2 separate regions of the Homo sapiens genome follow, and region 2 is linked to region 1. Evidence: read pairs that join two places in POLR2A ChIA-PET (ENCODE). Cell type or tissue: CD4-positive, alpha-beta T cell. All regions are shown on one strand. Links, peaks and the distances in the headings refer to the core of each region. The heading gives the core; the rest is flanking DNA.

The links. ChIA-PET counts read pairs that join two places held together with the same protein. Peaks named below come from ENCODE experiments on the same cell type or tissue, not always from the same donor. Only the 100,000 strongest peaks of a DNase experiment are listed, where the experiment ranks them.
Region 2: POLR2A ChIA-PET joins it to region 1 with 5 read pairs; 6 of 35 experiments call an interaction of 5 or more read pairs at or near these places.

The regions. Positions count from the first base shown.
Region 1 is chr5:80,341,975-80,353,980 of GRCh38, forward strand. It overlaps the pseudogene CRSP8P. Among named protein-coding and RNA genes, the nearest start is that of SPZ1, 28 kb to the left of the region's middle. In CD4-positive, alpha-beta T cell, for the core only: CTCF peaks have their summits at 4,306 and 4,605; a DNase peak (open chromatin) is centred at 4,267.
Region 2 is chr5:80,393,879-80,405,884 of GRCh38, forward strand. No RefSeq gene overlaps it. Among named protein-coding and RNA genes, the nearest start is that of ZFYVE16, 8.2 kb to the right of the region's middle. In CD4-positive, alpha-beta T cell, for the core only: no CTCF peak of the experiment used is centred there; DNase peaks (open chromatin) are centred at 5,803 and 6,713.

The DNA of each region.
Region 1 (12,006 bases), core at 3,208-5,707:
TTAGACATCAGCTCCTTTAAAAGATTGAGAGTTCAGGGTCAGGTGCAGTGGCTCATGCCTGTAATCCCAGCACTGTGGGAGGCTGAGGCAGGTGGATCACTTGAGCCCAGGAGTTCAAGGTCAGCCCAGGCACCATGGTGAAACCCTATCTCTACAAAAAATACAAAAATTAGTTGGATGTAGTAGCGCATGATGAGGTAAGAGGATCACTTGAGCCTGTGGAGGTCAAGGCTGCAGTGAGAAGTGATCATGCCACTGCACTCCAGCCTATGTGACAGAACAAGACCCTGTATAAAAAAAAAAGGGCGAGGGTGAGCATGGTGGCTCACGCCTGTAATCCCAGCACTTTGGGAGGCCAAGGTGGGCGGATCGCCTGAGATCAGGAGTTCGAGACCAGCCTGGCCAACACGGTGAAACCGTGTCTTTACTAAAAATACAAAAATTAACGGGCATGGTGGCAGGCACCTGTAATCCCAGCTACTCAGGAGGCTGAGGCAGGAGAACCACTTGAACCTAGGAAGCGGAGGTTGCAGTGAGCCAAGATCATGCCACTGCACTCCAGCCTGGGTGACAGGGTTGAGACTCTGTCTCAAAAAAAAAAAGAAAGAAAAAAAAAGATTGAGACTTCCTAAGTTCAGGTAAGTTCAGGGTTCCTTAGCTATGAGACAAACCCACAGACTGTGCAGCATCTACCTGAGCCCAACTTTCTGTCGCCACTGTGGAGTCTTGGTGGTAAATGCACAGATGCAAACATGAGGCTCATGCTTCCTCTTCTGTGAATAACAAAGCCCTTTGTTTGCTTGCTTTGTTTTTGTTGTTTTTTAAGAGGGAGTCTTGCTCCCGTTACACAGGCTGGAGTGCAGTGGTATGACCTTGGCTCACTGCAACCTCCACCTCCTGGGTTCAAGTGATTCTCCTTCCTCAGCCTCCTGAGTAGCTGAGATTACAGGCGTGTACCAACACGCCCGGCTAATTTTTGTATTTTTAGTAGAGATGGGGTTTCGCCATGTTGGCCAGGCTGGTCTCGAACTCCTGACCTCAGGTGATCCGCCCGCCTCGGCCTCCCAAAATGCTGGGACTACAGGCGTGAGCCACTGTGCCTGGCCCGCTGTTTGTTTTTGACTCAAGAGTCTCATGTCTTCTGGCAGAGCTTATAAAATTGTGTCAGGTTAATTAGTTAACTTAAAACTAAGGTAAAATCTCAGGCCATTCGTAGCTCTTGACATTGTCCAGCAACCAGCTGAATATGTGATCCTGAGATCAGAAGCAGAGCCTGGCCTAAGGATATGACTTTGTGAGTCATCAACATGTAAGTGGTCATTAAACCATGGTAGTGGACGCAATCATTTAGACTAGTGTGACATCATGAAAGGAGAATTCAGAGAGCTTTGAGGACCTCCAAAATGAAATAATCTGATAAAAGTGGAAGAGTTCAAGGGAGACTTGAAGAAGCTTCCAGGTGAATCAAAGAGAGAGACTGTTTCAAGGAGGAATGAGTGGTCAGGTTTATCAAATGCTGAGAGACCACATAAGATGAGAACGGAAAATATCCACTGAATTTAGAAGTTGGAGGTCATTGTGACATTACCAAGAGCAGTTAAAAGCAGTTTAATGGAGTAACTGGCTGAAATCCTAACTGGATGACAGCTTTGGTCAAGGTGGGGAAATACAGGCAGTAAATGAGGTCTTTCCTAAGAAGAGAAAGAGAAAGAATGGGGAGTTAAGGAATTGTCTTTTTTAAAAAAAAAAAAACAACAGAAATTTGGCCAGGCATGGTGGCTAACGCCTGTAATCCCAGCACTTTGGGAGGCCGAGGCAGGTGGATCACCTGAGGTCAGGAGTTCAACACCAGCCTGGCCAACATGGCGAAACCCTGCCTCTGCTGAAAATACAAAAATTAGCTGGGCCTAGTGGTGGATGCCTGTAATCCCAGCTACTCAGGAGGCTGAGGTGGGAGAATTGCTTGAACCTGGGAGGCGGAGGTTGCAGTGAGCCGAGATCACGCCATTGTACTCCAGCCTGGGCAACAGAGCGAGACTCCGTCAAAAAAAACAAAACAGAAATTTATTTTCGCACAATTCTGGAGGCCAGACACCTGAGATCAAGGTGTTATCAGGGTTAGTTTCTTCAGAGGCTTCCCTCCTAGTCTTGTAGATAGCCATCTTCTTTTTCTGTCTTAACATGGTCAAAGGAAGGGTCTTTGCTTTCAGCTTTATGGGCAAAGTTACACAAATGACAATGTGATCACCACCAGTGTTTTTAGGAGTGACTGAATATCCTTTCTCTACTTTCAAAACTTGTTGATCTAAAGACAGTCCTTTTTCTGGATCTGAATAGCCACAGAGCCCACTGAGTCTATATATACAAAATTTAATAGAGTTATTCTTTTTTTGTTTTGTACTTTTTAGAGATGGGGGTCTCACTATGTTGCCTAGGCTGAAGTGCAGTGTTTATTCACAGGTGCGGTCATAGCTTGCTGCAGCCTTAAACTCCTGGCCTCAGGCACTCCTCCCTCAGCCTCCAGAGTAGCTGGGACTACAGGCGTGCACCACTGCACCTGGCATAATAGTGTTATTCTTATTCCAAGAGATGTTTCAATGTCTCCAGTTTCAAATATAGAGGCAACAAGAAAAGCTCAGAAAGGAACTCAATAGGGATATAGGCCATCAACAAAACTGCAAAAACAGATTAAAAGGATGAAAATTCCATTTTGGAAAAAAGCATATGAGGAAACTTACTGTCATCAAGCTAACAAAGGCCAGAGAGCTTGTTTAGGAGCCCTTGACCTTAAAAGGACACTGGATAGAAATGGTCATAAAGAGAGAGAAAACGCCACAGAGAGAATAAAGTCCTACATAAGCTTAGTCCCTTTGTAAACTGGAACCACTGCAAGCACCCTGTAAGACCTTAATGGGGAAGCAGACACATAAAGAGTCCCTTTTTCCATTTAGTGCATACTTTTCTTTAACTGTTTAACTGTCATTGTGTGTGTGTCTGTGTGTGTACACCTGTAATCTCCACAACTTGGGAGGCTGAAGTGGGCAGATCACTTAAGGTCAGGTGTTCAAGACCAGCCTGGCCAACATGGTGAAACCCCGTCTCTACTAAAAATACAATTGGCAGGGTGCGGTGGCTCACACCTGTAATGCCAGCATTTTGGGAGGCCGAGGCAGGCAGATCACCTGAGGTCAGGGGTTTGAAACCAGCTTGGCCAACTTGGTGAAACCCTGTCTATACTAAAAATACAAAATCAGCCGGGTGTGGTGGCGGGCACCTATAACCCCAGCTACTCAGGAGGCTGAGCCAGGACAATGGCTTGAACCCGGGAGGCGGAGGTTGCAGTGAGCCCAGATTGCACAATTGCACTCCAGCCTGGGTCACAGAGCAAGACTTCGTCAAAAAACAAACAAACAAACAAAAAACTAGATTAAACAGTAGACAGGGAAAAAACACATCTTGTGCCCATTACAGTCTACTTTTGATCTGAAGAAATAAATTTAAGATTTACTGATCACCACACTCCAGGAAGAGAAAATACTAATCAAGGTAGTTGAGAATGCTTATACAGAGAGCAAGCAGTATTCCTACTCTATTCCGTTTTTCTTTATTGAGAAATTTAAAACCATATTTAGTGGCTTGTTGCAGTGGCCTGTAATCCCAGAACCTTGGAAGTCCAAGGTGGAAGGATCACTTGAGTCCAGGAGTTCAAGACCAGCCTGGGAAACACGGTGCAACGCCATCTCTACTAAAATTTTTTTAAAACAATTTTGCCGAGCGTGGTGGCACACACCTGTAGTCCTAGGTACTAGGAAGGCTGAGGCGGAGGATCACTTGAGCCCAGAAAGTTGAGGCTGCAGTGAGCCCTGGTTGTGCCATTGCATTCTAGTCTGGGAGATGCTGTCTTCAAAAAAAAAACCCCAAAAACCAAAACCATATTTAGTGGGTGCTAAACAGTAGGAGGCAAAAAGCCACAGAGCCTTATTTCCCTAAATCAAACTTAATCAGCTTTGAGGTGAAACTGAGGGACAAAGTCAGCCTCAGTTAGTTAGGGGCTCCTTCTTTACCTCAATGGAATTACACAAGAATTCTGGGCTCCTAGGTCTCAGAAAATAGGGGGGTAGGGCTGGCCCTCTGTCCTAGGTGGTCGCTTCATTGGCTCTGCAGAGCTGCTGTCTGATGGGCACTGAGGCTGCAAGCAGCTTCAAGGACAATTTTCACCTGATCTTCCCCATTGACTTTAGAACATGCCCACGTTCTCTGGTCCTCTGCCACCAGGTGGCCCCTATAGTTTCCTGTTGCCTTTCCAGGCCTGAAAGAAGCTACAAACTCTATCTCTTATTCTTGGGTCATGCTTCTTAGTCTTGGGATGAACACATGATATACTACCTCCAGTTGATTTTTAAAAATAACTCACCCAGTTTGTTCATATAACTCAAAAAATATCTTAGTCATATTTTTCATCCTTCTCTTTCAAAAATATCTTTGTTAAAGAAAAGAATAACTTATTGTTCACATCTGTTTCTGGCTTCAGTGTAAGTGGTAAGTGGTAAAAGAATTAGGCCACCAACAGTTAGCTGTTCTCTCTATAGATCTCTTCTAAGCCTGGAAGTATCTGTGTCATTTTGAGTCCTAGTGTGAATTTCCTGGTATAGAGCTGTCAAGCATTTGGTTCAGATGCAAAAACAAACTTACTTTTTTTTCTTGAGACTGAGTCTTGCTCTGTCGCCCGGGCTGGAGTGCAGTGGCGCGATCTCGGCTCACTGCAACCTCTGCCTCCTGGGTTCAAGCGATTCTGCTGCCTCAGGCTCCCCAGTAGCTGGGACTACAGGCGCCTGCCACCATGCCCGGCTAATTTTTTTGTATTTTTAGTTGAGAGGGGGTTTCGCCATATTGGCCAGGCTGGTCTCAAACTCCTGACCTCAGGTGATCCGCCCGCCTCGGCCTCCCAAAGTGCTGGGATTACAGGCGTGAGCCACTGCGCCCGGCCTTTTTTTTTTTTTTTTTTTTTTTTTTTTTTTTAAGAGACAGGGTCTCACTCTGTCTCCCAGGCTGGAGTGCAGTGGTGCAATCCAAATTCACTGCTGCCTCAAACTCCTCGGCTCAAGCAATCCTCCCACCTGAGTCTCCTGAGTAGCTGGGACTACAGGCAAGCACCATCATGCCCAGCTAATTTAAAAATGTTTATAGATATGGGATCTCACTATATTGCCCAGGCTGGTCTCAAACTCCTGGCCTCAAGCAGTTCTCCCTCTTTAGCCTTTCAAAATGCTGAGATTATAGAAGTGAGCCACCATGCCTGGCCAAACTTTTATTTTTGAAAAAGTTTTTCAATTTTTTTTTTATTTTTAAGGCGGAGTCTTGCTTTGTAGCCCAGGCTGGAGTACAGTGTCATGATCTCAGCTCACTGAAACCTCCACCTCCTGGGTTCAAGCAATTCTCCTGCCTCTGCCTCCCAAGTAGCTGGGACTACAGGCGTCTGCCACCACACCTGGCTAATTTTTGTATTTTTAGTAGAGGCGGGGTTTCACTGTGTTGGCCAGGCTGGTCTCAAACTCCTGACCTCAGGCGATCCACCTGCCTCGGCCTCCCAAAGTGCTGGGATTACAGGCGTAAGCCACTGTGCCTAGCCTGAAAAAGTTTTTCTATTGAGCACTTTGTGTCAGCGAAAGGAAAAAAAAAAAAAAAAGGAACCTAACAGAATCATAACTAGACCTTACTTGGATTTGAATTTAACTGCATTGTCTATTTGTGGCATAATTATCATCACTGTTTTTGAATTGAGATTATGTCAATGGATGCTACTTGTGATTATTGCATGTATTAGGTATTTTGATGAAGAATTGTGAAAATGCTTAGGCATGTTAAAGATACAGAATTAGGAGGAATCTCAGACTGAGCGTGGTGGCTCATGCCTGTAATCCCAGCACTTTGGGAGGCCGAGGCGGGTGGATCACCTGAGGTCAGGAGTTCGAGACCAACCTGGGCAACATGGTGAAACCCCGTCTCTGCTAAAAATACAAAAATTAGCCAGGCGTGGTGGCGGGTGGCTGTAATCCCAGCTACGCATAAGGTTGAGGCAGGAGAATTGCTTGAACTGGGAGGTGGAAGTTGCAGTGAGCCAAGATCACGCCATTGCACTCCAGCCTGGGCAACAGGAGCAAAACTCTGTCTCAAAAAAAAAAAAAAAAAAAAAAAAAACGGAATTAGGAGGGATCTCTGATATCCTGGGGAACTGAATTAGAATTCAAAATGACCCTGGAAAATTACATATGTGCATGGAAATTAATGCAATATATATTTACCTGAAGAGTTATAATAGGAATAAGTATAAGGTCATTTACTTATGAAGGAAAAACATGTTTTAGAGAAGCATAATGAGGAAATAATGCTCTTGCACCATGTCACTTGAAAAATATTTTGGGAGACTCAGAGACATTGTGTAATAATATTGAAGTAATAGATCCTAAAATCTAAAAGTATAGCTACCCCTTATTCCAGATTCTATTAATGTCAACCCCAAAATATATCCATCTTTCAAAGATAGCAATATTTAATAACATAACTCATGCTAGTTTTTTGTCTATTTATTTTATTTTACATAGTGTAATCACACCATAGTCAACTTTTGGTTACCTGTGTATGATTTGGGTATTTTATGGATTAACCACAGAAAAATTTTTTTATCACAGTTTAGCTTTTCTTTTATAACAAGCTAAGGTATTACCCTCTGCGATTAGTTGGTATTTGTCAAGAAATATAAATAGTTTTAATATAAGGAAAGTAACTAGGCTATCAAAAATTCAAATGTCTTTCACAAAGTGAAACTGCCCTTTACATTATTATTTATTTCTTCACTACTTCTTGAGCACTTGTCGTATGCAAGACACTACATTACAGTCAGTGAGAATCAGAAAGATAAGCAATAGATGTTTTTGCTCTGGAGGAGTGAAGGATTTGGTGAATTACAACATTGTGACAATTATTTTGAATTACTGATTATTTCTCTCCTTGCATATACTGAGAAAAGACTTCAGAGACTTTGGAAGAGATTTGGTCAATTAAATTTTCTATTATTTCATATGTTAATTGAAATGAAGAAGAAATTTGTACAGCAGATGTAGTACCAAATCAAATATAAATGAAAAGGAATCTCTTAATGTAACTTGAGAAATAACTCCTAAAAGAATTCTGGAGGCCGAGCGCGGTGGCTCACGCCTGTAGTCCCAGCACTTAGGGAGTCTGAGGCGGGCGATTCACGAGGTCAGGAGATCGAGACCAGTCTGGCTAAGATGGTGAAACCCCGTCTCTACTAAAAATACAAAAAATTAGCCGGGCATGGTGGTGGGCGCCTGCAGTCCCAGCTACTCAGGAGGCTGAGGCAGGAGAATGGCGTGAACTCGGGAGGCGGAGCCTGGCAGTGAGCCGAGATCGCGCCACTGCACTCCAGCCTGGGCGACAGAGCAAGACTCCGTCTAAAAAAAAAAAAAAAAGAATTCTGGAGAAGATCTCATTTGTTTCTAACTGAATGAGTGGACTTAAGGAATCGTCAACGGCTTCACGATTTTGAATGTCAATCAAATTTTGTTGATGATTTTAAGAATTTAAATTACCTAGTAGCATGTTGTAAAATCATATTGTTTATAAGTAAGCCATTTCCCACTTATACATAACTTGGATGGAGAAAATACCAGGAGCATATAAGATTGAGCTATTTATAGTTTACCTCTCAATGTTCATTGCTTTTTAATTGGTCTTACTATAAAAAACTTTTTGTTTGTTTTTTGTTTTGTTTTGTTTTTGAGACGAAGTCTCGCTCTTGTGGCCCAGGCTGGAGTGCAGTGGCGCGATCTCGGCTCACTGCAACCTCTGCCTCCCGGGTTCAAGCCATTCTCCTGCCTCAGCCTCCTGAGTAGCTGGGATTACAGGCGCCTGCCACCAAGCCTGGCTAATTTTTGTATTTTTAGTAGAGTTGGGGTTTCATCATGTTGGTCAGGCTGGTCTCAAATTCCTCACCTCAGGCGATCTGCCTGCCTCAGCCTCCCAAAGTTCTGGGATTACAGGCGTGAGCCACCCTGCTCGACTTTATAATAAACATTTTTAAACAAGGAAATAAATACCCTGAAGAATAGCACATGATCTAGAATTCCTAGATTTGTAGTTAACCATTGGGTTTGACAGTATTTTTAAAAAATAAGTAGCATGTGTTTCTTTTAAAACAACTATATTTCAAGAAAACAACTAATTATTTTCTGAAAAGAAAGCATACTTGTTAAAAATTCTTTTCTGGTCCAGGACCAGTTTTGTTGGCCAGAACAGGAATAAGACAGAAAAATAGCCGTGGTTCTGATGACCTGCAGAATGAGTTATTCAGTTCTGTGGCAACAGACCATAACTTGTAACTCTAACTACATCTTCTGAAATAAGTATGTTTCAAAGTAATATGAGTGAAAATCCACAATTTTTGTTTGTTTATTATTAACTAACATTCATACTTTCTTCAGATTTCCTTTGTTTTTAACTTAATATCCTTTTTCTGTTCCAGAGTCCCCCATTACCTTTAGTTGTTATGTCTCCTTAGGCTTCTCCTGTGTATAAGTCCATTTTCTTTTCTTTTCTTTTTTTTTCCGGGGTACAAAAGGTTTATTGCTTATAAAAATAAGTTACCAAACCCCAAGCCCCACAAAACACAAGAACCCCGCATGACGATACCCATGAACACAAGGGCTCATTCTAGTAATAGCTCGCGGAAACGACAAGACACCAGCACTGCCGACACACACGGACGAGGAGCATGCTGCACAGCTTCCTTCTATCAGGTTCTAGAAAAGTCTTCTTTGCCTTCAGTCCACTGGCTAGTGGGAATAATTAGTCTCATCAGCCACAGGGGGGGTCTGCTCCTCAAGAGTGGCCTCAGCACACATGGCGCTGAAAGGGAGGAGCGGCTGTACACATCTGGGCAGTGAGGAACCAGCTGAGCCTTCTGTGGGCTTCCTGAGTGTCTGGGAAGTTGCCGGGTGGGGTCTCACGCTGGGGCCAGCGTGGGGGCTTACTGCCGGCAGGTGTCATGGAAGGCTTCGAGGGTTCGGAAATCCCTCCATGTCGGGGGAAGGCCGTCCTGCAGAAACTTCCCGCAGTGCTGGCATGGGGCCTGGAACAGCTTTATGTAACTTCTTAACCAGGTCATGAAGGATCGGACTACGACATCCGGCATCTGGGGCAGCTGATAGTGGAGCAGGGCCGTGGTGGCGTGGTCTGTCACCTTCTGGAATACTTGATAGTTGGATTTGGACCATATATCAAGCTTGCCATCTTCTGTGTAGACATTCTCGTTATATCCCTTTACTATTGTTCGATCAATGAACAGGCTCCGCATGATGACGATCACTTTCAACACCTTTCCCAAGGTCACCAGAAGCATTGCTGATGTTCCATTGGGTCTGGATAAGTGGATGGACATTTCAGGAAACATCCTGTCAATGCGGCTGATCACATCATCAACATATTGAGGTGGTAGGACAAGAGTTGTGGGCTGAGCCTTTGGTCTACTTTTGGCAGATACTCCCATCTGATTAGCGGAACGCTTCAACGACTACTGATTTAAAAGGCCAGATGCTAGTCCTGCATGGTACTGCAACTTGTTTGACCACTTATATGCTTGAAGGAGTTGACTATAGAGAGGAGTTTTGTCCTGCACAGGATCCAGGCTTAACAGCCCACTGTTATGAAGAGGATGGTTCTCAGATGGCTTGCCTACCAGATTGCTCAGACGTTCCAGCTCATTGAGGTCCCGGTTGACCGAATGTAAGTTGTCCTGGAAGTGCGCAATGAAGGCCTTCTCCCGGCCCTCCAGCGTCTCCTTGTTCCGCATCCCATCCTTCAGGCAGTCGAACAACCTGCTCACGCTGGAGCGCAGCGCCTGGATGGCACTAATGGCCTGGGAAAAGGCCTCCAGGTTCACACTGACATTTATCACGTCCGCCATGTTGCCGCCGCCACAGCCAAGTCCATTTTCGTACTGCTGTAAAGGCCTGCCAGAGACTGGATAATTTACAAAGGAAGGAGGTGTAACTGACTTACAGTTCAGCACGGCTGGGGAGGCCTCAGGAAACTTACAATCATGGTGGAAGGTGAAGGGGAAACATGGCACCTTCTTCACAAGGCAGCAGGAAGAAATGCAAGTAGGGGAAATGCCAGATGCTTATAAAACCATCAGATCTCGTGAGACTCACCCTCTATCACGAGAATAGCATGGGGAAACCCCCCTCATGAGCCAGTTACCTCTACCTGATCCTGCCCTTGACAAATGGGGATGATGGGAATTATAATTTAAGATGAGATTTTGGGCGGGGACACAGCCAAACTATATCATCCTGACTATGACTGTTTTTAGATTTTCCATGTTTTTGATAAACTTGAAAGTTTTGAGAAGTACTGGCCAGTTATGTTGTGGGATGTCCCACTATGGGACGTCATCTGCTGGTTTTCTCATTAGGTTAAATTGGGTTATGAGATATGAAAGGAGACTAGAGAGGTTAAAAAATGCCATTTTTCAGAAGGGCATGGTGGCTCGTGCCTGTAATCCCAGCACTTTGGGTGGCCAAGGTGGGTGGATTGATTGAGTCCAGGAGTTCAAGACCAGCTTGGGCAACATAGTGAGACCCCATCTTTACAAAAAATACAAAAATTAGCTGGATGTGGTGGTGCACCTGTAGTCTCAGCTACTTGGGAGGCTGAAGCAAGAGGATCACTTGGGCTGGGGAAGTGAAGGCTGCAGCGAGCTGTGATTGTGCCACTGCACTCCAGCCTGGGCAACAGGGCAAGACCCTGTCTTTTAAAAAAAAAAAAAAAAAAAGGAGATTACAACTGAATGTCAGAGTGGATTTAGAGGAAGTTTTCATTATCTAGAATATCTAGAATATGAATGACTGACAATACATAATATATATGCATTATTAATTTTCAAAAGAGTAAAACATTTTTAAAAACTTGCCTCTACTGTTATACACACTATCTTTATATATATGTATGTATATATATATATAATTTACAAGGCATTTCAGGACTTTGCAGTGACTGCATCAGGATCATCAACAAGAGTGACAATGTAATTAAATCAGTAAGCAATAGATGTTGTTGACTTGAGCAACAGATAGTCCCACATTTTACTAAAGACCTAGAAAGTATAAAAATTTTACATAAATTTATGCTAACTATATTACTACTAGAAATTCAATAAAATAATTAGCTAATTTTATGTTATCTTGTTTACTGACCCCAACCCCTGTCACTCTCGAAAACGTGGTTATTTGGATGTTTTCATCTTTGGAATGTTGGATGTATAAGGAATTATTCTGTCACTCTTCCCAAGGATCTTCAGTGAGTATCGCTATAGACATTGCAAATATGAGTGTCCTTAGAGCACTGAAAAAGCAGCTCTAACAAGAAGAATTGCTAAAAAATAGTATTGGGTACAAAAGGACAATGGGCTCTCAGCTGATGGTCTGTTCTTGAGGGACTGTTTTCCTGCTTAACAAACAACTGTCTTAACACCAAGAACTAGTGATGTGTAGGTTTGGATCACAGCTAAAGACCAAAATTGTTAACAATTAGGAGTTTGTAAAAAGACAATGAGTAGGCTCTTGGTATGAGCAATTTTGCATATGAAACTCACGGCTATAATCAATGGGTAGGAGGTGCTCTCAGTCTGTCATAGTACGTTTAGACTGGCATAAAAAAATACCATCAACTGGGCAGCTTACAAACAACAGAAATGTATTTCTCACAGATCTGGAGGCTGGGAAGTCCAAGATCAAGGCACTGGCAGATTCTGGTGAGGAGAGCTTTCTAATTTATAGACAGTGCCTTCTTCCTGTGCCTTCATGTGGTGGAAAGGAGGAGCAAGCTCCCGTGGGCCGATTTTATAAGAGCACTAATCGGTAATCCCAGCACTTTGGGAGGCCGAGGCGGGCGGATCATGAGTTCAGGAGATCGAGACCATACTGGCTA
Region 2 (12,006 bases), core at 4,246-6,745, 53 kb after region 1:
TCCATTTCTTCTAGATTTTCTAGTTTATTTGCGCAGAGGTGTTTATAGTATTCTCTGATGGCAGTTTGTATTTCTGTGGGATCGGTGGTGATATCCCCTTTATCATTTTTTATTGTGTCTATTTGATTCTTCTCTCTTTTCTTCTTTGTTAGTCTTGCTAGCAGATTATCAATTTTGTTGATCTTTTCAAAAAACCAGCTCCTGGATTCATTGCTTTTTTGAAGAGTTTTTTGTGTCTCTATCTCCTTCAGTTCTGCTCTGATCTTAGTTATTTCTTGCCTTCTGCTAGCTTTTGAATGGGTTTGCTCTTGCTTCTCTCGTTCTTTTAATTGTGATGTTAGGGTGTCAATTTTAGATCTTTCCTGCTTTCTCTTGTGGGCATTTAGTGCTATAAATTTCCCTCTACACACTGCTTTGATTGTGTCCCAGAGATTCTGGTATGTTGTGTCTTTGTTCTCGCTGGTTTCAAAGAACATCTTTATTTCTGCCTTCATTTCGTTATGTACCCAGTAGTCATTCAGGAGCAGGTTGTTCAGTTTCCATGTAGTTGAGCAGTTTTGAGTGAGTTTCTTAATCCTGAGTTCTAGTTTGATTGCATTGTGATCTGAGAGACAGTTTGTTATAATTTCTGTTCTTTACATTTGCTGAGGAGTGCTTTACTTCTAACTATGTGGTCAATTTTGGAATAAGTGCGATGTGGTGCTGAGAAGAATGTATATTCTGTTGATTTGGGGTGGAGAGTTCTGTAGATGTCTGTTAGGTCCGCTTGGTGCAGAGCTGAGTTCAATTCCTGTATACCCTTGTTAACTTTCTGTCTCGTGGATCTGTCTAATGTTGACAGTGGGGTGCTAAAGTCTCCCATTATTATTGTGTGAGAGTCTAAGTCTCTTTGTAGGTCTCTAAGGACATGCTTTATGAACCTGGGTGCTCCTTTATTGGGTGCATATATATTTAGGATAGTCAGCTCTTCTTGTTGAATTGATCCCTTTACCATTATGTAATGGCTTTCTTTGCCTCTTTTGCTCTTTGTTGGTTTAAAGTCTGTTTTATCAGAGACTAGGATTGCAACCCCTGCCTTTTTTTGTTTTCCATTTGTTTGGTAGATCTTCCTCCATCCCTTTATTTTGAGCCTATGTGTGTCTGTGCACGTGAGATGGGTCTCCTGAATACAGCACACTGATGGTTTTTGACTCTATCCAATTTGCCAGTCTGTGTCTTTTAATTGGAGCAGTTAGCCCATTTACATTTAAGGTTCATATTGTTATGTGTGAATTTGATCCTGTCATTATGATGTTAGCTGGTTATTTTGCTCATTATTGATGCAGTTTCTTCCTAGCATGGATGGTCTTTACAATTTGGCATGCTTTTGCAGTGGCTGGTACCAGTTGTTCCTTTCCATGTTTACTGCTTCCTTCAGGCGCTCTTGTAGGGCAGGCCTGGTGGTGTCAAAATATCTCAGGATTTGCTTGTCTGTAAAGGAGTTTTTTTCTCCTTCACTTATGAAGCTTAGTTTGGCTGGACACGAAATTCTGGATTGAAAATTCTTTTCTTTAAGAATGTTGAATATTGGCCCCCACTCTCTTCTGGCTTGTAGAGTTTCTGCCGAGGGGTCCGCTATTAGTCTGATGGGCTTCCCTTTGTGGGTAACCTGACCATTCTCTCTGGCTGCCCTTAACATTTTTTCCTTCATTTCAACTTTGATGAATCTGACAATTATGTGTCTTGGAGTTGCTCTTCTGGAGGAGTATCTTTGTGGCGTTCTCTGTATTTCCTGAAGTTGAATGTTGGCCTGCCTTGCTAGATTGGGGATGGTCTCCTGGATAATATCCTGCAGAGTGTTTTCTAACTTGGTTCCATTCTCCCTGTCACTTTCAGGTACACCAATCAGACGTAGATTTGGTCTTCTCACATAGTCCCACATTTCTTGGAGGCTTTCTTCGTTTCTTTTTACTCTATTTTCTCTAAACTTCTCGCTTCATTTCATTCATTTAATCTTCAATCACTGATACCCTTTATTCCAGTTGATTGAATCGGCTACTGAAGCTTGTGCATTCGTCACGTAGTTCTTGTGCCATGGTTTTCAGCTCCCTCAGGTCATTTAAGGACTTCTCTACATGGGTTATTCTAGTTAGCCATTCGTCTAATCTTTTTTCAAGGTTTTTAGCTTCTTTGCAATGGGTTCGAACTTCCTCCTTTAGCTCAGAGAAGTTTGATCGTCTGAAGCCTTCTTCTCTCAACTCGTCAAAGTCATTCTCCATCCAGCTTTGTTACGTTGCTGGTGAGGAGCTGTGTTCCTTTGGAGGGGGAGAGGCGCTCTGATTTTTAGGATTTTCAGCTTTTCTGCTCTGTTTTTTCCCCATCTTTGTGGTTTTATCTACCTTTGGTCTTTGATGATGGTGACGTACAGATGGGGTTTTGGTGTGGATGTCCTTTCTGTTTGTTAGTTTTCCTTCTAACAGTCAGGACCCTCAGCTGCAGGTCTGTTGGGGTTTGCTGGAGGTCCACTCCAGACCCTGTTTACCTGGGTATCAGCAGCGGAGGCTGCAGAACAGTGAATATTGCTGAACAGCAAATGTTGCTGCCTGATCATTCCTCTGGAAGCTTTGTCTCAGAGGGGTACCTGGCTGTGTGAGGTGTCGGTCTGCCCCTACTGGGGGGTGCCTCGCAGTTAGGCTACTCGGGGGTCAGGGACCCACTTGAGGAGGCAGTCTGACCGTGCTCAGATCACAAACTCTGTGCTGGGAGAACCACTACTGTCTTCAAAGCTGTCAGACAGGGACATTTAAGACTGCAGAGGTTTCTGCTGCCTTTTATTCAGCTATGCCCTGCCCCCAGAGGTGGAGTCTACCGAGGCAGGCCAGCCTCCTTGAGTTGTGGTGGGCTCCACCCAGTTCAAGCTTCCTGGCCGCTTTGTTTACCTACTCAAGCCTCAGCAACGGCAGGTGCCCCTCTCCCAGCCTCGCTGCTGCCTTGCAGTTCGATCTCAGACTGCTTTGCTAGCAATGAGCGAGGCTCCATGGGCGCAGGACCCTCCAAGCCAGGTGTGGGATATAATATCCTGGTGTGCCATTTGCTAAGACCATTGGAAAAGCACAGTATTAGGGTGGGAGTGACCCAATTTTCCAGGTGCCATCTGTCACAGCTTCCTTTGGCTATGAAAGGGAATTCCCTGACCCCTTGCACTTCCCAGGTGAGGCAATGCCTTGCCCTGCTTCAGCTCATGCTCAGTGGGCTGCACCCACTGTCCTGCACCCACTGTCTGACAATCCCCAGTGAGATGAACCTAGTACTTCAGTTGGAAATGCAGAAATCACCCTTCTTCTGCGTCACTCACACTGGGAGCTGTAGATTGGCGCCGTTCCTATTGGGCCATCTTGGAACCACCCCTAACTTTTTTTTTTTTTTTTTTGAGACAAAGTGTCACTGTGTCACCAGGCTGAAGTGCAGAGGTGCGATCTCAGCTCACTGCACCCTCTGCCTCCCGGTTCAAGCGATTCTCCTGCCTTAGCCTCCAGAGTAGCTAGGACTACAGGTGCGCACCACCATGCCCAGCTAATTTTTGTATTTTTAGTAGAGACAGGGTTTCACCATGTTGGTCAGGATGGTCTCGATCTCTTGACCTCGCGATCCACCCATCTCGGCCTCCCAAAGTGTGGGATTACAGGTGTGAGCCACTGCACCTGGCCTCCTGCATAAACTTTATTTCAGGAGAACTAAATAGTTGTTAAGGGAATTAAAAAAAAATGTGTAACTATATTTTAAACTATATGAAAAACGTGTAGTCAATTCCAAGAAGAAATGATAGATTAGAATGTCATCATTTGGGCCAGGCGTGGTGGCTTGTGCCTGTAATCGCAGCACTTTGGGAGGCTGAGGCCAGCGGATCACCTGAGGTCGGGAGTTTGAGATCAGCCTGGCCAACATGGTGAAACCTCATCTCTACTAAGAAATACAAAAAATTACCCAGTCATGGTGGTAGACACCTGTACTCCCAGCTACTTGGGAGGCTAAGGCAGGAGAATTGCTTGAATCTGGGAGGCAGAGGTTGCAGTGAGTCGAGATCACACCTGTACTCCAGCCTGGCGACGGAGTGAGACTCCATCTAAAAAAAAAAAAAAAAAAAGAATGTCATCATTTGCAAACCCCAAATCAAAGAATGGATCCAAGCAGCAATTATCAATGTTTGTTAACATCACTGAATGAGAGCTAACAAGGTATCATGTGTTTTCTGATCGAAGTACACAACACCACTTATAAAGCAGCCTTACCAAAACACTGAGCCTGTATCAAACCATGCCTCTAGACCTAACTACAAGTTTACAGGAAACATAGTGGGGAGAGAAACATGTTAAAAGATACAATGGGGAGGATGTATGCAAAGAAGAAAAATGTAGATATTGTCAATTTTACAGGCCGAAAGACACAACTTTTTTCAAAAATAAACTGTTAGGAACAAAAAAGAAACAGGAAACATTATTATGCATGAACTAATCTCAGTATGTGGATCTTATTTGGATTTTGATTCATTTAAACCATTAAAATTATGACATTTATGAAACAATTAGAAATATGAATACCAGTACCTAAATATCTGGTAATATTGAAGAATTATTATTAAAATTTTTCAGGAATGATTATGGTATTATCATTAGATTTTTGTGAAGAGTTCTTTTCTTTTCTTTCTTTCTTTTTTTCTTTTTCTTTTTCTTTCTTTCTTTTTTTTTTTTTTGAAACAGAGTGTTGCTCTGTTACCCAGGCTGGATCTCACTTACTGCAACCTCTGCCTCCTGGGTTCAAGCGATTTTCCTGCTTCAGCCTCCCAAGTAGCTGGGATTACAGGCATGCACCACCACGCCCAGCAATTTTTTTTTTTTTTTTTTGTATTTTTAGTAGAGCGGGGTTTTGCCACATTGGCCAGGCTGATCTTGAACTCCTGACCTCAGGTGATCTCCCTGCCTTGGCCTCCCAAAGTGCTGGGATTTCAGGCATGAGCCACTGCCCCCAGGCAGAGTTATTTTCTTTTGCAAATATATATTGAAATATTTATGGATGAAATAATACAACATATGGCATTTGCTTTCAAATCATATGGGTATGTAATGGAATAGATGAAACTAGGTTGTCCATATTGCAGCTGGATTATGGGATTGGCTACGAGGGGATTGATTACATTATTTCCACTTTGTAGGTTTTCTACTTATCTTTTAAATATACATGTAGAAAAATTTAGAGATAAAATATATAATAAATGAGCTTTGCCTCAAGATAATCTAATTGTGGGGGAGAGGGGATAAAATGGGGTGGGTGTATAGATAAAAATAAGATCTGTGACAATGAATATAGAGTAATTCACTTGCAAAGGAAAAACATGCCAGGAAACAATGCTGTTGCAGATAGTCTCGTTGAAGCACTCTCTCAGTGTATCAATCAGAATAGCCAGCCACAAATCTCAGGGGCATAACACAAAGTTCCAGTTTATCTTCAAGGATAGACTGAATTATGCTGCGGTACTAAAGCACTCTCAAAATCCCAGGGCACAAAACAACAAGGTTTTTTTTTTTTCTTCCTCTAGATGTGTTCTGTTCATTGAAATCCCACAGAGACTCAGGCTGATGGAGCAGTCACAGTATCAAATCTTGTCTATTGTTATGCCAGAGGGAAAGTAGGATCAGTAGGATCTCACATTGGTGAGTAAAGAATTCAGTCCAGAAATGACATGTCATTTCTGCTCACAATTTATTTGCCTGAATCAGTCACATGGCCCTATTTAACCTCAAGGGGGCCAGGAAGTACGCTGCCATCATATGACCAGAAGAAAGAAGAACTGAAAATATTTGGCAAATAATTTGATGAGAGAACCTGTGTCATGATGTTGAAGCTGTATCATACTTGAGCCTTGGGAATGACTGTTTCTTGTTGCCACCTCTAAGGCAGCAACCAGACACAAGTGCTCATTCATCCTTTTGGTTTATTTGTGGCTTGTGATGCACAGTCATGCAATATACTGTATGCAGAGATTGCATCATAAATGTGAGGTAATAGGTTGACTTAATTATGAATTTAGCAATACTTTTAAAAAGAAAGAGTTCAATTATTCAAGTTTTTTTTTCTCAGAAAGAAGAGGGGAATCACTCATGATTTACCATCCAAAGATAATCACAGTTAATATTTTAGTGAATTTCTTTCCAAACTTTTCTTTGCATTTAAAAAAAATTAGTTCTCATGATCATCAAAACTGTAACCATTTTTTTCATTAGTGACTGTCATATTGTGCTGCTATAACAAAATACCTAAGACTGGGTAATTTACAAAGAACAGAAACTTATTTTCTTGCAGTTCTGGAGGCTGGGAATCCAAAATCAAGGTGTAAGGAGGTTTGGTGTCTGGGGAAGGTTTGTTCCTTCTATATAGTGCTGTTTTGGTGTCCTCACATGGAAGAGTGGAAGAGAGTGAACCCAAGTGCATTTCATAGCCCATTTTCATGCTGCTGATAAAGACATACCCAAGACTGGGAAGAAAAAGAGGTTTAATTGAACTTATAGTTCCACATGGCTGAGGAGGCTTCAGAATCATGGTGGGAGGTGAAAGGCACTTCTTACATGGCAGCAGCAAGAGAAAATGAGGAAGAAGCAAAAGCAGAAACCCCTGATAAACCCATGTCAGACCTCAAGAGACTTATTCACTATCATGAGAATAGCATGGAAAAGACTGGCCCCATGATTTAATTACCTCCCCCTGAGTCCCTCCCACAATGCGTGGCAATTCTGGGAGATGCAATTCAAGTACACCCAAACCATATCACCAAGCCCTTTTATTTATTTTTTATTTTTTAATTTTCTTTTTGAGACAGGGTCTTGCTCTGTCACCCAGACTAGAGCAGTTGTGTGATCACAGCTCACTGCATGCAGGTCTTGACCTCCCAGGCTCAAGCAATCTTTCTGCCCTAGCCTTCCTAGCTGGGACCACAGGCACACGCCACCATGCCTGGCTAATTTAACAAAAAAAGTTTTATACAGATGGGGTCTCCTTATGTCACCCAGGCTCCAAGCCCTTTTATAATAGTCCTAATCCTGTCCATGAAGACTATGCCCTCATCATGACCTAATTATTTCCTGAAGGCCCCACATCTTAATACTATCATATTGGCCATTAAATTCCAATACATGAATTTTGGAGAACATAGTCAATCAATAGCAGTGACATTGCTCCAAACAGCTGATCTTAATGGCCATGGACCAGCGGATAATTTTAACAAAGGTCTTATCTTCTTTAAAAAAGTTTAAAATTCCTTTTTCTTGAAATATGAGTGTTTTAACATGGTTATATAGCACTTAAATACCAGTGGATAACTAATAGTTCCAGGTCACATTTTGTGCTTTGGGGCAAAGAATCCCTAGTTCTAAAATTGCATGTTAGCATAAGACCAGCCAAGAAACAGGAAAGAAATGAAAAATTGCAATACTGCAGTTAAGTTTAATTTGCTTTTGGTATTTTCTTTACCCAGGTTACTTATGAAAAGTGAATAGGTTTGGGAGTTCATATTATTGTGGAATTTAAGCCTCTTAAAATCATCAGGATACCTGTTTCTCTTGAAAATAATAAAAACTGGCCAGGCGCAGTGGCTCACGCCTTGTAATCCCAGCACTTTGGGAGGCAAGGGTGGAAAGATCACTTGAAACCAGGAGTTTGAGACCAGTCTTGGCGACGCAATGAGACATTCCCACCACCCCTCACCCCCTCCCGCTGTCTCTAGAAAAACATTTAAAAATCAGCTGGATGTGGTGGTAAGCACCTGTAGTCCCACCTACTTGGGGAGCAAAGGTGGGAGGATCACTTGAGTCCAGGAGTTTGAGGCTGCAGTGAGCTATGACTGGGCTACTGTACTCCAGCCTGGATGATAGAGTGAGAGCTTGTCTAATAATAATAATAATAATAACTGTAGATTATTCAGTCATGGCTGGTTGGTCTAGGGAATAAATTGCCCAGACATGTTACATTTGGGATGATTTCCTCAAATGCAGAAACCACTGTTATAAACTGAGCTCTTTAGAGGCCAAAGCTGACACATGGAATTTTTTAGCAATTATGATCCAAACTTTGCCAAGGATACGTTTTCGTCAATATTTGATTTGACACTGAATTTGATATGCAGATTTCTTTTTCATTTCAATCAACAAAGGAATTCATGGAAAATTTAATTGACCAAGAATCTACACAAAGATCTTGTAACTTTATCACCTGCCATCAGTCTCTCAAATATCTGTTAGTAAATAAAAGAATGATACAGTGGATTGTGAACTTCTTCATGGCAAAAAACATGAATTATTCACCTTTCTTCCAACTCCTAGCATAATGCACTGCACAGCAGAAGAAACACCCATAAACAAATAAAGGTAATACAGAGTTCAATTTCATTTGTGTGTGAAAGGCATTTGAGTTTTTAGTAGCTTGTTGATTTTCCTTATTACTCAGTTCCAAAGCCAAAAACTAAGCCACATTTCTTGTATTTAGTGTTATAAAGTAACATGAATCTACAAAGTAACATAACTACATGTTACAAAATAACATGAAACCACTAGCTAACATAGCTACAATTGTTGAATCTGTTAACAAAATAATATAATCAATGTATTATAAAATAACAATTGGTTTTAAAAAATAATTTAAGGTTCATGCCATACTGACCATTTCTTTTTGCTTATTGAATATATGTGTAGAGAGGGGTTGGACCAGGTTAATTGAATAAGCTTTCATTTATTATAATGGTTAAGGAAATCACCTTAATATAATAAAACACAATTTAATTCTAAAAATTCATGTAACTTTATCTCTATTTTCTTTGTCAATTCAAAAGCACTGCAAGATCTTGCAATGACTGCAAGATCAATAGGAAAAACAATGCAATTATGTTTAATAAACTGTCTGGGCTTGGTGGCTCACTCTTCTAATCCCAGCACTTCAGGAGGCCAAGGTCGGTGGATGGCTTGAGCCCAGGAGTTCCAGACCAGCCATGGGCAACATGGCGAAATCCTGCCTCTACAAAAAATACAAAAGTTAGCCAGGTGCAGTAGCATGCGCCTATAGTCCCAGGTATTTGGGAGACTAAGGCAGGAGAAACACTTGAGCCACAGAGGTTGAGGCGGCAGTGAGCCGAGATCGAGCCATTACACTCCAGTCTAGGCAATGGGAGTGAAACCCTGTACCAAACAAAACAAAACAACAAAAAAAAAATGAATAAGTGTTTGTTGAATTAAACACCAGTTATTCCTCTTTTTTACTGTTGATATAGAAAGCTCATAAGATTTATTATGTTTATCAACAAATCATTGCTATGTCATTAATTTATTGTTTGTCATATATTTCTAAAGAACTCAGAAAAAATATTGGTTATTTGAGCTTTTTGACTTTATAACTTTAAGTAAATACAGTTGCTGTATTAAATACAAGGATCTACAGCGATTATCTGAGCACCACAACTAAAACTTTCCTTAGAGAATTGAAAAGCCTCTCTCACAAGAACCAATACTAAATTATAGCACTTTGTACAAAAGGAGAATGGGCTGTTGAGAGTGTGTTCTTCAGTTTGCTGTTTTGATAAAGGCCTTGACCAGTAAGTGTTGCTGTACTTAACAAAGTAGTTATAACAGCCTGTACTTAACAAAGTAGTTATAACAGCAGGGAGAAATCCTGAACTTCAGGTTTTGTTTATGGATGAGCAACAATGTTCATACTGCGAGAACACCTGGTTTACTTATAAGATAAAGGCTGAAAACAGTAGGTGATCAATAAATGACAGCTATTTATAAAGTGGTTCTTAGTAATAAGTGATGATACGTGTGTCTGGTGCAACTGAACAATAGGAATGGAGCATTTTTCTGTGCCAGAGTACAACTGACCAGCTGTCTGCTCCATAAAACTGGTCATTGTAGATTTTTTATCTCTAATCTAGTTAACTTTGGGTACTACTTGGTACAAAGTTTAATTTTCATTGGTATAGGGCCTTATGTAGAAGTTCAAAACCCAGTTCTGAATTTCTGAACTCACATTTGTGCCGCTGTGGTCATCAGAAAAAAAAAAAAAAAAGGAACTGTTTACTAGGAATTGGAAGAAATATACTAGCTTTAAACCACTCACTGGCTAAATCAGGGTTTCTCAACCTTGGCACTGTTGATATTTTAGGCTGAAAACTTCTTTGTTGTTGGGGGTTCTCCTGTGAATTGCAAGACAGTTAGCGGCATCCCTGGCCTGTATCTATTAGATATCAGTAGCATTCTTTCAGTGGTGACAACCAAAAATGCCTCCAGAGATTGTCAAACGTCCTCTGGGAGGCAAAATCACCCCTCACCTCCACAGAGAACTATTGGGCTAAAGTAGTAGTCATTGATTTGAACTTTGGTTTGTTGGTTGATTTCATCTATTTTTACTACTTTATAGATCAGAAGTTTTGTGGAACCCAAATTAAATACTCTTTCAAAGCATAATTAGGAAAGGTTATTATAATTCTAAACATCTACTAAAAGTATTGCAATTGCTTTGTTAGCAGATTAAATTTTTAGTAGACATTTGGCATTAAAAGGTAATCAAAGGCTACAAATTTTATATGAACAAACTTATTAATTCTCCTTAAAAAACAAAAACAGAAACAAAAACAGAGCAAACGAGTCTTCATATAGTGACAAACATGTGGAGTGGTCATCAAGTCCCTGTATCTTATTCTCAGTTTAGTAGACTAAGAAATTCAGTTTTAAAATGTATTTGCAAGTAATTGTGCTCCAGGGAACTTATACTTGCATTAGCCAAATTCATAGGCTACTGATATAACAACATGGATGTAACTGATCAATTTATAAAAAGAAATATAACCATCAAGAATAGCAATTGTTAGGCTGGCACAGTGGCTAATGTCTGTAATCCCAGCACTTTGGGAGGTTGACTACCTGATTACCTGAATTTGAATTCTAATTGGGAGGATTGCTTGGGCCCAGAAGTTTGAGACCAGTATAGGCAACATAGTGAAACCTTGTCTTTAAAAAAATAAAAATAAAAATTATCTGGGCATGGTGATGCACGCCTGTGGTCCCAGCTACTCTGGAGGCTGAGGTAGGAGGATCACTTGGGCCCCAGGAGTTGGGGCTGCAGTGAGCCATGATCCAACCACTGCATTTCAGCCTGAGTGATATAGTAAGATCCTGTCAAAAAAAGAAAAAAAAAAGAATAACAGTTATTCATCATTTACAGTCAGTGCTTCAGTTAAGTACTTTATGTGGATTATCTCAATCAATGTATTAGTTCTATTAGCATTTGACTACAGGAGCATCAAGCTTAGAAAATTTAGGCCACACAACTAATAGGTTATAGAATTAGAATTCAAATTCAGGTAATCAGACTCTAAAGACCATACTTGAAATGACAGGGGAAATGGATTCTTAGGTTTCCTGGTCAACTTATCACACTTGTTACATTAGAGGTTTTTTTCTTTTTCCCCAGAATATAAAGGTAATATATAGATGTTGTAGAAAATGTAGACTGTCCAGGATAATAACATCTACATTCTAATCAGATAGACATGACTACTATCAACATTTTGATATACTTTCTTCACTCTTTTACATACATTGTATACTATAGCTGACCTCATACTACATAGGCAATGTTAAATATTTTTAAATATTTAAAATGTTTTTTCATGAGGTAATTTCCTCAGGCCATTAAAAATTCTTTGTAAACATAATTTTAATAGTTTTAATCACATACATGCAGTAATTATTTTAACCATTCTCTTAATGGTGGATTTTCGACTTTTATCAATTTACTTACTATGGTTAAGTATCTTTCCATAGAGATCTTCGTCTTCTGGACTACCTTCTTATAACTTCCAAAAGAGAAATGATCAAATTGGGTCATGTGAACACTCATAAGGTTCTTGATATGATTTGACAAATAACTTTCCAAAATCTTTGTCCCAATTTATATCCCTCCCAGGGTATAAGTGTCCACTTCACTCTT